2 separate regions of the Homo sapiens genome follow, and region 1 is linked to region 2. A link is a contact called in ENCODE Hi-C or POLR2A ChIA-PET data. All regions are on one chromosome and are shown on one strand. The core of a region is the stretch at or near the end of the contact, and the rest is flanking DNA. Distances in the headings are between cores, read along the strand shown.

What was found. A loop is a pair of places that touch in the nucleus more often than their neighbours do. ChIA-PET counts read pairs that join two places held with the same protein, here RNA polymerase II (POLR2A).
Region 1: a loop to region 2 is called in a map with no recorded cell type, with 4 times the contacts of the local background. The contact joins the promoter of LINC00862 here to the promoter of PTPRC-AS1 in region 2. A Hi-C loop is called at or near these places in 1 of 37 single-sample maps with no recorded cell type. POLR2A ChIA-PET finds 5 or more read pairs at or near these places in 2 of 52 experiments (BJ and OCI-LY7).

Annotation. Positions count from the first base shown.
Region 1 is chr1:200,371,728-200,377,248 of GRCh38, reverse strand. LINC00862 (long intergenic non-protein coding RNA 862) reads left to right here and starts at 3,457. Exons shown (of 5, transcript NR_040064.1): 1 at 3,457-3,602; 2 at 4,080-4,156. RefSeq lists enhancers at 1,977-3,176, 4,573-5,103.
Region 2 is chr1:198,664,108-198,669,538 of GRCh38, reverse strand. PTPRC-AS1 (PTPRC antisense RNA 1) reads left to right here and starts at 2,397. Exons shown (of 3, transcript NR_199042.1): 1 at 2,397-2,540. The region is part of intron 2 of PTPRC (protein tyrosine phosphatase receptor type C); the gene reads right to left. RefSeq lists an enhancer at 1-775.

The DNA.
Region 1 (5,521 bases), core at 2,208-4,707, 1.7 Mb before region 2:
TGCTGCCCCTGCTGATGGAGACAAGTAATAAGTAAAGAAACATAGATGGAGATCTGTGCTATAAAGAAAGAGCAGAGAGCAGGCATGTTGGCTCATGCCTATAATCCTAGCACTTTGGGAGCCCAAAGTGAGAGGATCACTTGAGCCTAGGAGTTCAAGACCAGCCTGGGCAACATGGTGAGACTACTTCTCTACTTAAAAACAACAACAACAAACAGAGTATGGAGATAGAGAGTGATCAAGTGGGAGGGAATTGTTTTGGATAGGACTTTCAGATCAAGTAAGGTCAGATCAGCCTCTCATCAGAAGACACTTGTAGCAGAGTGCTTACTAAGGAAGTGAAGGAGCTCTGAGTTTGTCATATGAATATTGGGAAAAAGAATGTTCCAGGCAGTGAAAACAGCATGAGCAAAGGCCCTGAGGCAATAGCATACTTGATGTGTTCCACTAAGGAGGGCAATGTTGTGCCTGGAGTGGAGTCAACAAGGAAGAGATTAAGCTAGAGGCTGAGGTCAGAGAGATGGGTGAGGTGGCCAGATCATATGAGGCCTTGTAAATCAAGATAAGGACTTTCTTTGGCTTTTGAGTAAAATGGGAAACTATAGAGATTTTTAAGCAGAGGAGTGACATCATCTGACTTCAAAGGAGTTTTTATAGTGTGTTGTGGGCTTTTATAGGCTCAGGCAAGAGGTGGATAGGGTGGATGGGGAATAGATCTTGTAGAGCTGAGTGTTCCAATATGGTGGCCTCTGGCCACAAGTGGCTACTTAAATGTAAATTAATTAAAATTTTAAAAATTAAAAATTCATTTTATCAATTGCACTAGCCACATTTCAAATGCACAGTAGCCACATGTAGCTAGTGGCTACTGTATTGGACAGTGAGATGTAGATCATTTCCATTGCCACAGAAAGTTCTACTGGACAGTGCTGGTAGGGTATTAAAGGTCTTTGTAGGGACTTCAGCTTTTACTCTGAGTAAATAGAAAGCCATTGGAGGGTTTTAAGCAGAGGAGGAACATGCTCTGACTTATGATTTCGAAAGATCACTGTTGAGAATAGACTGTAAGGGGGCAATGGTGAAAGTTGATAGACCATTAATAGTCTAGATGAGAGATGACCATGTCTTCGATGAGGGGGTAGGAGTGATGATGATGATAAATTATTGGATTTTGGATATATTTTGAAGGCAGAACCAATAGGCTTTTCTGATGAAAATGATGTGATATGAGAAAAAAATGACAAAAAGGTTGTGGGTGATGATGAGAGAAGAGAATACAAGGCCAAAGAGAAGGGATTTCCCTTGTTGTGGAGGAGTCTCACTCACCTTGAAGCAGGAGGGAAAGCAGGGATCTGGGTGGAAAAAGATCTAGAGAATCCTCATCTAAGCAGAAGATGAAGGAGTAAAGAGAGAAAGATGGGTGTATTGGAAGCTTGCGGGTGATGGAGAAAGTTTCAAATAATTCTTGGAAAATAAGTTGAAAAAAGAAACGTAACACAGTTGTTAGAGCAGGGCATGATTGCTTGTGCCTATAGTCCCAGCTACTTGGGATCCTGAGGCAGGAGGATCTCTTGAGCCCAGGAGATGGAGGCTGCGTTGAGCTGTGTTTATGCCACTGCACTCCAGCCTAAGCGACAGAGCAAGACTCCATTTCTTAAAAATAAAACAAAAATGTAGTTGTTAGTATTGAGGGCCCATAAGAAGTTGGTGATGATGAACCTATCTACGCTTTTGATCACCTCCAGCAGAGTTTGACTGTTGCGTGCAAGCAAAGAGAAAGGAGATGGCGGGGTTCAATGAGGGCTGTCGTTTTCCTAGATAGGTTTGTAGAAAAAACAGAGAGGAAGGGAGTTTAAGGGATTGGCAAAAAGGATATAGTAATAACAGACCATGGAATAAAAATTGAGTAAGAAGGAAAGTGAAAACAGCTGAAGGCTAATGAATTGGGAGAAAGCAGATGGATCAATAGACTGGAGGCCCCAATATTTCTAAGAGCAGTTGGAGTTGTTGTCATGCAAGTTGGAAGGAAAGATGCTTATCCAAAAGCTGAATGCCTGAATCAGTAATCTTGCGGCAGAGCTATTGTAGGTGATGACAAGGTCAGTCCTTTGAAGTCTATGCATATATATCTTCATTATAGGCTGACTTGCCAAGTCTTAGAATTTTTACAATATAACCTCACTGTGGATCTCATCTAAGCAGGTTTGGTAACCAAAAGCTCAAGAGCGTGAGATTGAGACCCCAGAGAGCTCATAGCCTGTCACAAACCAGCTGTGTAACCACGGACCTTGAGGAAATGAACCTTATGGTCCCTTCCGTCTCTAATCTGTGACTCCATAGCCCCATTATAATATAGCCTTTTCCCAAACACTGACCTTCAACATAGACCCTGGGGGATTTTTCTATTAAAAATTTGCAACTCTGCACATTTTTATCTGCTGATGCCTCTTGGAATATTAAATGCTTAGAAAGCTGTCGTCGGGATCACATTCTGGAATCTTGACCATGTAGTCATCTGAGTGGGTGTGACAGGAAGTATACACCAGCAGCATTTGTGTCTGAGTGTCCTTCAGACACTGGGATGGCTGCACCTTTACCCGTCCTCTCCAACTCTCTCCACCTAGAAAGTATTCTTTTCTCTTAATTTTGTTAGAGTTATATAGGAATGCTCCTTCAGCAGAAATGACAGAGGCTGTTGCTCTCAGAATCAAATGCAATAATGTGACCTGTAAATTCCTGTGAATATTTGGATATTTTAGCGATATTTGTTTATTCAGAAGAGATTCTGGATGCAGAACTCTCCTCCTCTCTGTTCTCTAACCCTGCTTTCCACCATCATTCTTCTCTCTCTAGGGCACAGAGAGAATTAAGAACAACCTAAGGTAAATTTTTAACAAGATGGTCTAGCTTGAGCTCTGTAGGCTTGACTGATGAAATAAGTAGTAGTTTTTTGCTAAAATAACCACATTGTTTGCAAAAGTTTTCTCCTTTGAGTTTTCTAGGGTCATTACAATGATCTAACTGCCTTACCTGCTTTTGAACTGGTTGAGCCTCTTGTGGGACCGAAAACAAAAGAAGGGTGTTGAAATGCAAATAGATAACTCTGGGTCCCAGTCCCTGACTGCAAAAGGAAGCCAAAACTGACAACAACGTCTCCTTCTCTACGGAGGTTTGTAGAAAGGCTGTACAAAAATCTCACAAGATGTATTTCTTCTCGTGGACTGGAGTCCCAAGGTAGGTAAGAAAAACAAAAACAAGATAAAAACAAACAAAGGATTCCGTACTTGGAATTTGCTCAGTACCAGTTGAATAGCTAATTGTTTCTTGTGTTCTTCCCCTCCCCCCTTTTTTTCTGCCTGAATAGATAATCCTTACAAAACATCTATTCATTCTACAAGTGAAAATTTCAAGAATATTCTATACTGACCTTGGCAAGAGTAATGGACCGAGATTGAGTGATGAATTTGTGTGTGTTGTGGCTGATGTGCATTTTGGTGCTTTGTATGCAAGTTTAAGAATATCTTAGCAATAGGAAAGGAAGATTTATGGCAGTTTAATTAATGAATATAATGAAGGCTAAAACTTGTAGATAAATTTATAAGGTACACAATTATTTTTATAGCTTATTTTTAGCACAAAGGTGATTGTATTTTGTTGCTTTAAGAAAGGACCTCTTGATAATACTGGCGTGTTTTATATTTCAATGTGACCAGTTTAACTGATATGCAAACAATTATTTTTTAAGGGAAATAAAATGAGGCAGTAGTACAACTTAGCGAAGAGGACACTGTGGCAGATTCTAACGACTAGATTAAATTTGAGCTCTTATTTGGCTTTTACTACCAACTGACTGCATAACTTTGGGTCAGTTATTTGGCTCTTTTTTTTTTTTAATTTACAAAATTAGAATGAGAACTACAGATAGTGAAAATATTTGGAAAAGCTTTTTGAAGTCCCACGTGAAAGGCATCAGAAAAAAGAGTTGGGTGATTTTTTTTAATGGGAAATAATCTGATATTGTCAGTAAACCTAAATTTTTTGTATATTAATTTATTTTTTAAGCTGTTATTTAATTTCAGGTGCTTAAGAGCTCTTCAATTTGTTAATGGAAAGAAACACCATTTACACCGGATGGCTACAAAGCAACCTTATTCTGGTAAAATAATCTCTTAAATCCTTATATACACAGTCACTAACTGTTGGCTTTATAAGGTCAGTAGTAGCAAAACAGCCCTGTGGCAGTTAGAAGCTCAGCATGTCCAAGATAGCACTAACGGGGAACAAACACAAAAAACAGCAAACAGTTTAAACAGTACCATTTGATTTGAATTTAACCCAATCTTAAACAGAGGACTCTAAAAAAACAATTACCAGCAAAGTTACATTAATTAGGGAGATCATTAGGTTGTATCAATGCAGTTTAGCTATGCCTTTTAAAAAGTGAAGATGGACTAGAAGCGGTGGCTCATACCTGTAATTTCAGCACTTTGGGAGGCCAAGGTGGGAGGATCCCTTGAACTCAGGACTTTGAGACCAACTTGGGCAACAAAGTGAGACCATCATGTCTACAAAATTTTAAAAATTAGCTGGGTGTGGTGGGGTATGCCTGTGGTCCCAACTATTTGGAAGGCTGAAGCAGGAGGATCGCTTGAGCCCAGGAGGTCAAGGCTGCAGTAAGCCATGATTGTGCTACTGCACTCCAACCTGGGCAACTGAGTGAGACCCTGTCTCAAAAAAAAGAAAAAGATTGAACTTGCAGGCCAACATTTATTTCTGACTATTGACTACTTTTGAAAGAGAAAGCTTTGGACACTAACATTCTAGTCTCAGAGGCCTCAAAGAAGCACAGCCCTGTAAAGAAGAAAATTCTGCTGGGATTAGCAAGAGCCTCAAGGTTTTGGGAACTTGGAATGCCAGGCTCAGTGTTCCGAGTTCCAATGTTGACTCTGCCTGTGAGTCACCCTGAACTAGTCACTCAGTCTCTTGTGTTTCCCCCTTTAGAGAAGAGCTAAGACTATTGACTTTTCAGGAGTTGCAAAACATGTTACAAAAGGATAGGAAAGTACTATGCAAACATGTAAATATCATGAAATATTGGGGGGGTACATTTTAATAAAGATAAGCTGCATTCTTCTGATAATTGGAAGTTGATAATCTTTATGTAAAGACAGGGAGATTGATTTCAAAATAGAGGTTAATGCTTGAAATTTTAATTCGAACAGTGTAAATTTGGATCATTGTTTGCTCTGTTAGTCGATGTTGCTTACTGAAAGGAAACTCTTAACAAGTTGTCTTACTAGAATGGCTTATTTTCAGAGTCAGACCCCCAGGCTTTCTAGAAATGTGTATTAAAATTTAGTAACCTCACTTTCAATTGTTGAGTATAGGACACTGTGGTTGGGTTTCTATATATGTTGTAAACAAGCCAAATACACAAAGTGAACTCTCTATGGACCTTAAAAAAGTCTTAAAAATTTTTTTTTGAGGATATTGAATGAGGCACCTATTTTATTCCTTACTT
Region 2 (5,431 bases), core at 1,148-3,647:
ATAAAGTGAAAACTTTAAAAAGTGAAGGGAAATATAAATACATATATTTAAATCTAATAATACATTTTTTTCAAAAGAAGTAAATAGTTTTGTGAGTATATAGCAGATTAGGTAGTATGGTGGACCACACAGTACATGAAAGGAGGCCAGAAAGCATAAAAGGAGGACATTGGGTGCAGGTGGGTGCCTGCGGGCACCAGAAAAGGCTGGCAGAAAACAGATGTGAGCATGACCAGTCAGAGATAAAGAGCCTTATGCAGGAATGTGGTGACAGGGTAAACAACACTAAGCATTAGTCATTTCCAAACATACTCTCAAATCTACCACGGTTTGAACTCTGAAAATAAGTGTGTTCATTTTTGTGGTTACTATGCAACCACTTAGATATTTCTTTGTAATTTTTGCCCAATCTGCTAGTTTTGGGTACTATTTCAACCATTTTATTTGCGAAGAAGTCAATCCTTTGTAACTATTACCATTAGACTGAATCACATAAAATCATTTCTTTTGTAGGCCAGCAATGACCAAATATCATCACTTTCAAATGTTTGAGCCTATATGTTACATTACACCTACTTTATGTGTTCAAATATCTTCAATTTAATTGTACCATAGCTCTCAGGTGGTCTTATTGCTGCTTCCATGGATAGATGGCAGGTAAAGTGGGGTTTTCTTATGCTCTCTTAATTTCCCTTCGATACATATCTATTCACCTAAAGACTAATCCTTCCACAGGAAGAAATGGATTCCCCAACTCTGAAAGGCTAAACATTCAGCCATGCCCTTTTGGGATCTGAAATCACCTTTCCTTATACAGAACCTACCTAATTCCTTATCAATCATTCTTGCTTCAAGCTTGGTCATGTATCTTTTCTATAAACTATGTAATTAGAATTATCAGCACCATTTTATATTTACTTTCCATGTACCAAGGGTGTTTATGTAAGTTCTCAGGCCCCCTTACTTATGCTATCTCATACTGTTAATTCCTTATAGTGTTATGAAAGATGCTTGGCAAAATTAAAGCACTCAATTTGTATGCAAGTCCATAACACGCACATTTTAATACTTCCTGTTCCTTTGTGTTATGCCCTTCCCTCTCTTCTTTATCTATCTAACTCCTGTATTGTCTTCAAAACCCTAATTTGGGTGACATTATTTTTTGCTACCATGTTACTCTGTGCTTATGTTTATATATAACTTAGCTGGGCATGGTGGCATGTGACTATACTCAGGAGGCTGAGGCAGGAGAATCACAGGAGCTCAGGAGTTTGAAACCAGCCTGGGGAATATAGTGAGACCCTGTCTCTAAAACAAAAATAAAAAAAAAGACATCACACCATGATACCACTTTGGATTTGAGTAGCTGGAATGCTCTTCCTCCAGATAGCCATATGGCTGGCTTTCACTGTTTTTGCTGGTTGTCCAATGTTTATTTCTATAAGATCATCCCTGCCACTCTAACAATCATTATTCTACTGTTAGGAGAGTATATTTTAACTCTCACATCTGTATTCAGTTAGCTACAAGCTAACATTGTAAGCTAAGTTGTGTATACAAGCTAACACATGCAATTTTCTAACATTGCTTTGCAGAAATATGACTGATTGCCTACTTCTTTCCAGTTTTTATCTTTATCTCAATCTTTTCTCTTGCTGTGCACTGCCTAGAATGCCTGAGACACAGCTACTACCTATTGAAATTATAGGATTAAAATTCTATCAACTGCATGGAAATTTCCTTAAACACTCCACTTTCACTGATACCTTCTTTTATGTTTCCATGACATGTTATGAATTGACAGTTTGTATATGTGTAGATGTCTTGTCCTAGAAATAAAATAAATATGTTTTCAAGGCAGAGACTGTGACTTTCTTTTCTATATTCTTACTAGGATCTAGCTCTGTGCTTTGCAGTTAGCAAGTATTCAATAGCACAGCTAGAATAACTGAATGAATGGATGAGTGCCACCTACTCCTTTATTGTCCATCAATAATGCACCCAAGGCTAAATCTTAGCTTTCCAAACTCACTTGGCCAGACCAGTTGACATTCTTTATTCCCATCTGAGGAAAATTATTTTTTTTCAGTCTTTGTACATTGGGAAACTTGTCAGATAAAAGGCCTAATATAGATTCAATCATATAAAATGACTATGAGCTATGGCAACTAGAAGACATGATAAACATTCCAAAGCTATTCATAATCCCATTCTTCCTTGTTAAATGCTACAATAGAGGCTGGAAAACAAGAATAATTTCTTTCTCAGGGACTCCTTCCCACCTCTGACAGCAATGAATGGTTATATGTTAAATTTCTGGCCAATAAGTGTAGACAAAAGCTTCTGGGGAAGGTTTCCATCCCTGAATAAAGAGGCAAAACCTCACTAGGAAAAATATATTACCACTTTGCCTTCCCTTTCTTTTTGCTGGAATGTGATGAAAGGTGTGGACGCATAGCATCCCAAATGAGATAGGAGATGCTGAGCATGAAGACAAAAGCCTATCGAATGGGGTGTCAGAAAAGAAACATCAAAATATCGTAAGTTGCTTAGGGCATTATTATGTCTTTGTACTAGTCATGGATTTCATTCCTTTAGATCTTTAGTTGTAGAACTCCAATGTATTTGAACCACTAGTGATCACATTTTATTTTGTTTGATAGCTGAATACAAAGCTGGCTGATGCAGTGATCTACAAGGTCATGACTGAGGTATCTTATACTCATCCTCATTCAAGCAAGATTATGTTTAACTTAAAAAGACAAATGAAAAGGAATCTATTTTAATAAATATATTATTGGTGGAAATATTCATAGTCTACCTTGAAAGGAGTGTTATGTTAAGATTGCTTTGCTTGTAGAGTAATTTATGCCTTTAATTTCTGTGTCTAGTCTTTCTAAGCCAGAATAAAAGTCTGTTCATCATGATCTCTGTTATAGCCCTCCGCATATTTGAAGGCTGCTGTTATATCACATCATATATTAAGCTCAGTTAATAGATTAACAGACCCTTTATTTTTACATTTACTATAGCATCTAACATGGTTAGCAAATGCTTTTATTATTTCTTTATTTTCTTTATAAGATAAATGGGTATTACATATACCAAAGCATCTGTTTTGGAGCCACTATGATCACTAAAAGAATCTTTTCATTGTTCCTACCTTCTCCTTCCTACATGTGTGGAAAAAACACATGATTCCACACATACACATGGTTGTCTAATTCTATTGTTTAACCCTCCATGAATAGATGTCCACAATGCTCCCTACATCTCTCTTTTTTTTTTTTTTTTTTTTGAGACAGGGTCTTGCTCTGTTGCCCAGGCTAGAATGCTGGAGTGCAGTGGTGTGACCATGGCTCACTGCAGCATCCATTTCCTCGACTCAAACAATCTTTTCACCTCAGCCTCTCAAGTAGCTGGGACCACAGGCACTATACCCAGCTAATTTTTGTATTTTTTGTAGAGATGGGATTTGCCATGTTGCCCAGGCCGGTCTTGAACTCTTAGGCTCAAGTGATTCTCCCCCCTTGGCCTCTCAAAGTGCCTATGTCTTTAAATGTGAGTATTTGAGCATATTGAATGATGATGACCTGCCCTTTGCTGGTAAAGATATACTAATAACATAATATAAACAATACGTACACTTGGGATGTCTTTCCAGGGCTGGAAAGAGAATCATATTCTGTTTTTCCATGTTCTCATTTTATCCTGAATGTGCCAATTTAATTATTTGCCAACATGTTGCCAGACATGCTCCCTAGTCTGTGCTAAAGCATTTGTTACCATGTACTACATTGAACATACTTGAATGTTTCTGTCATGTTTACCACCCAGATGGTGAGAATCCAAGGAAAGGAGACACTTGTATTAAGTTCACAGTTTATCTGTTCTTGGAAACATATAACTGCATGAAGAGATCAGGATGAAAATATCGTTATAGTTACCCCAGTTACCTCAAGGTGGAAGTCTGGGTCAGACAACCACGGGGACCTGCCATTGCAAAACTTCTCTGTATATGCCTGGGGGACCTGGCTGTTCTAGTTTTTCACCATCTTTGACATCTGCTTGTTCTCACTTGGCTCCTGCCTTACCCTCAGGGTCTCAATAATGACTTCTTGACTTTGACAACTTTGACAAAAATGCATTCATCAAAATTATAATAAAAAATAAAATCTATTTTTAAAATATGATATTTAACTCATGTATTAAATTGCTTTAAAAGGCAGCAGGGCGGTGAAACCCCGTCTCTACTAAGAATACAAAAAAAAAAAAAGAAAAATTAGCCAGGCGTGGCGGCGGGCGCCTGTAGTCCCCCCTACTCGGGAGGCTGAGGCAGGAGAATGGCGTGAACCCGGGAGGCGGAGCTTGCAGTGAGCCGCGATTGCACCACTGCACTCCAGCCTGGGCGACAGAGCGAGACTCCGTCTCAAAAAAAAAAAAAAAAAAAAAAAAAAATGCTGCCGGGATGTTCTAAAAACACTCCCCACCCCTTGTACTGACTCCAATCCCATTCAGATCCAAAGGGTAACCCTCCAGATTAGGATACCTGGATTTTTCATGGTAGTCCCGAGAACATTAGCCTTAAGGGAAAAAATATAGCATATTTGTCCTTTTCCTGTCATAAGCCATTTTTAATATGGGAGTATCACAAAGTCAAAAAGAAAGAGATCTTAAAATATTTCTTCCAATGCTAGAGCCTATGTGGACATAAGGGAGAGGCTCAGGGCAGGGGGAGAATAAATCCTTGATTTCAAATCTAGCAACTATCAGGGTTATAAGGGACCTCGGAGAGGAGATTTTGTAGTCTTCCCAAACAGCCTATTCTAGAGCTTCACACACAGGTCTGAAGAGGAAGTAGACATCTGAGATGAAGAGGAGAGCAGTTCCTGGTATATTTCGGTTAGAGTTTTCCAAATTTTCAAAAATCATTCACTATATAGTATTAAAGGCCACTGTATCAGATTTTGTCATCAAGTAACATGACTATTAAAAATGGTAGTTGAGAAAGAATTTTAAAAAAACAGTTCTGTTTTCTACAGGGAAGTAGGAAGGAGTGTCTGCACTGGGGCACAATAAGATTGCTACAAACTTACAGGATCACATCATGTCCTCTGAGACGTGCTCTCAGAAAGATAGTAGGGACTTAGTTTTTCTCCCACATAGCATCGTTAAGTCTCTTCTTGCTACCGAAATAATTCGTTTTGCTGCCAAAACAGTTTGCAATTATGACAAAATTCACATCCAAAAGATATTTAAAACAAATATTTTCCCATTTTTGTATAGTTCCCTCTCAAATGTGGGAAGATGGTCTGTTCCTTATTTCTCACAGCCACAGGCACCGCCTTCCAGAAACAGAATAAAAACCCACACTGTCCTCAATTATTCAAAGACCAATTTTCTGAGAACATATAAACTTATTTGATATATA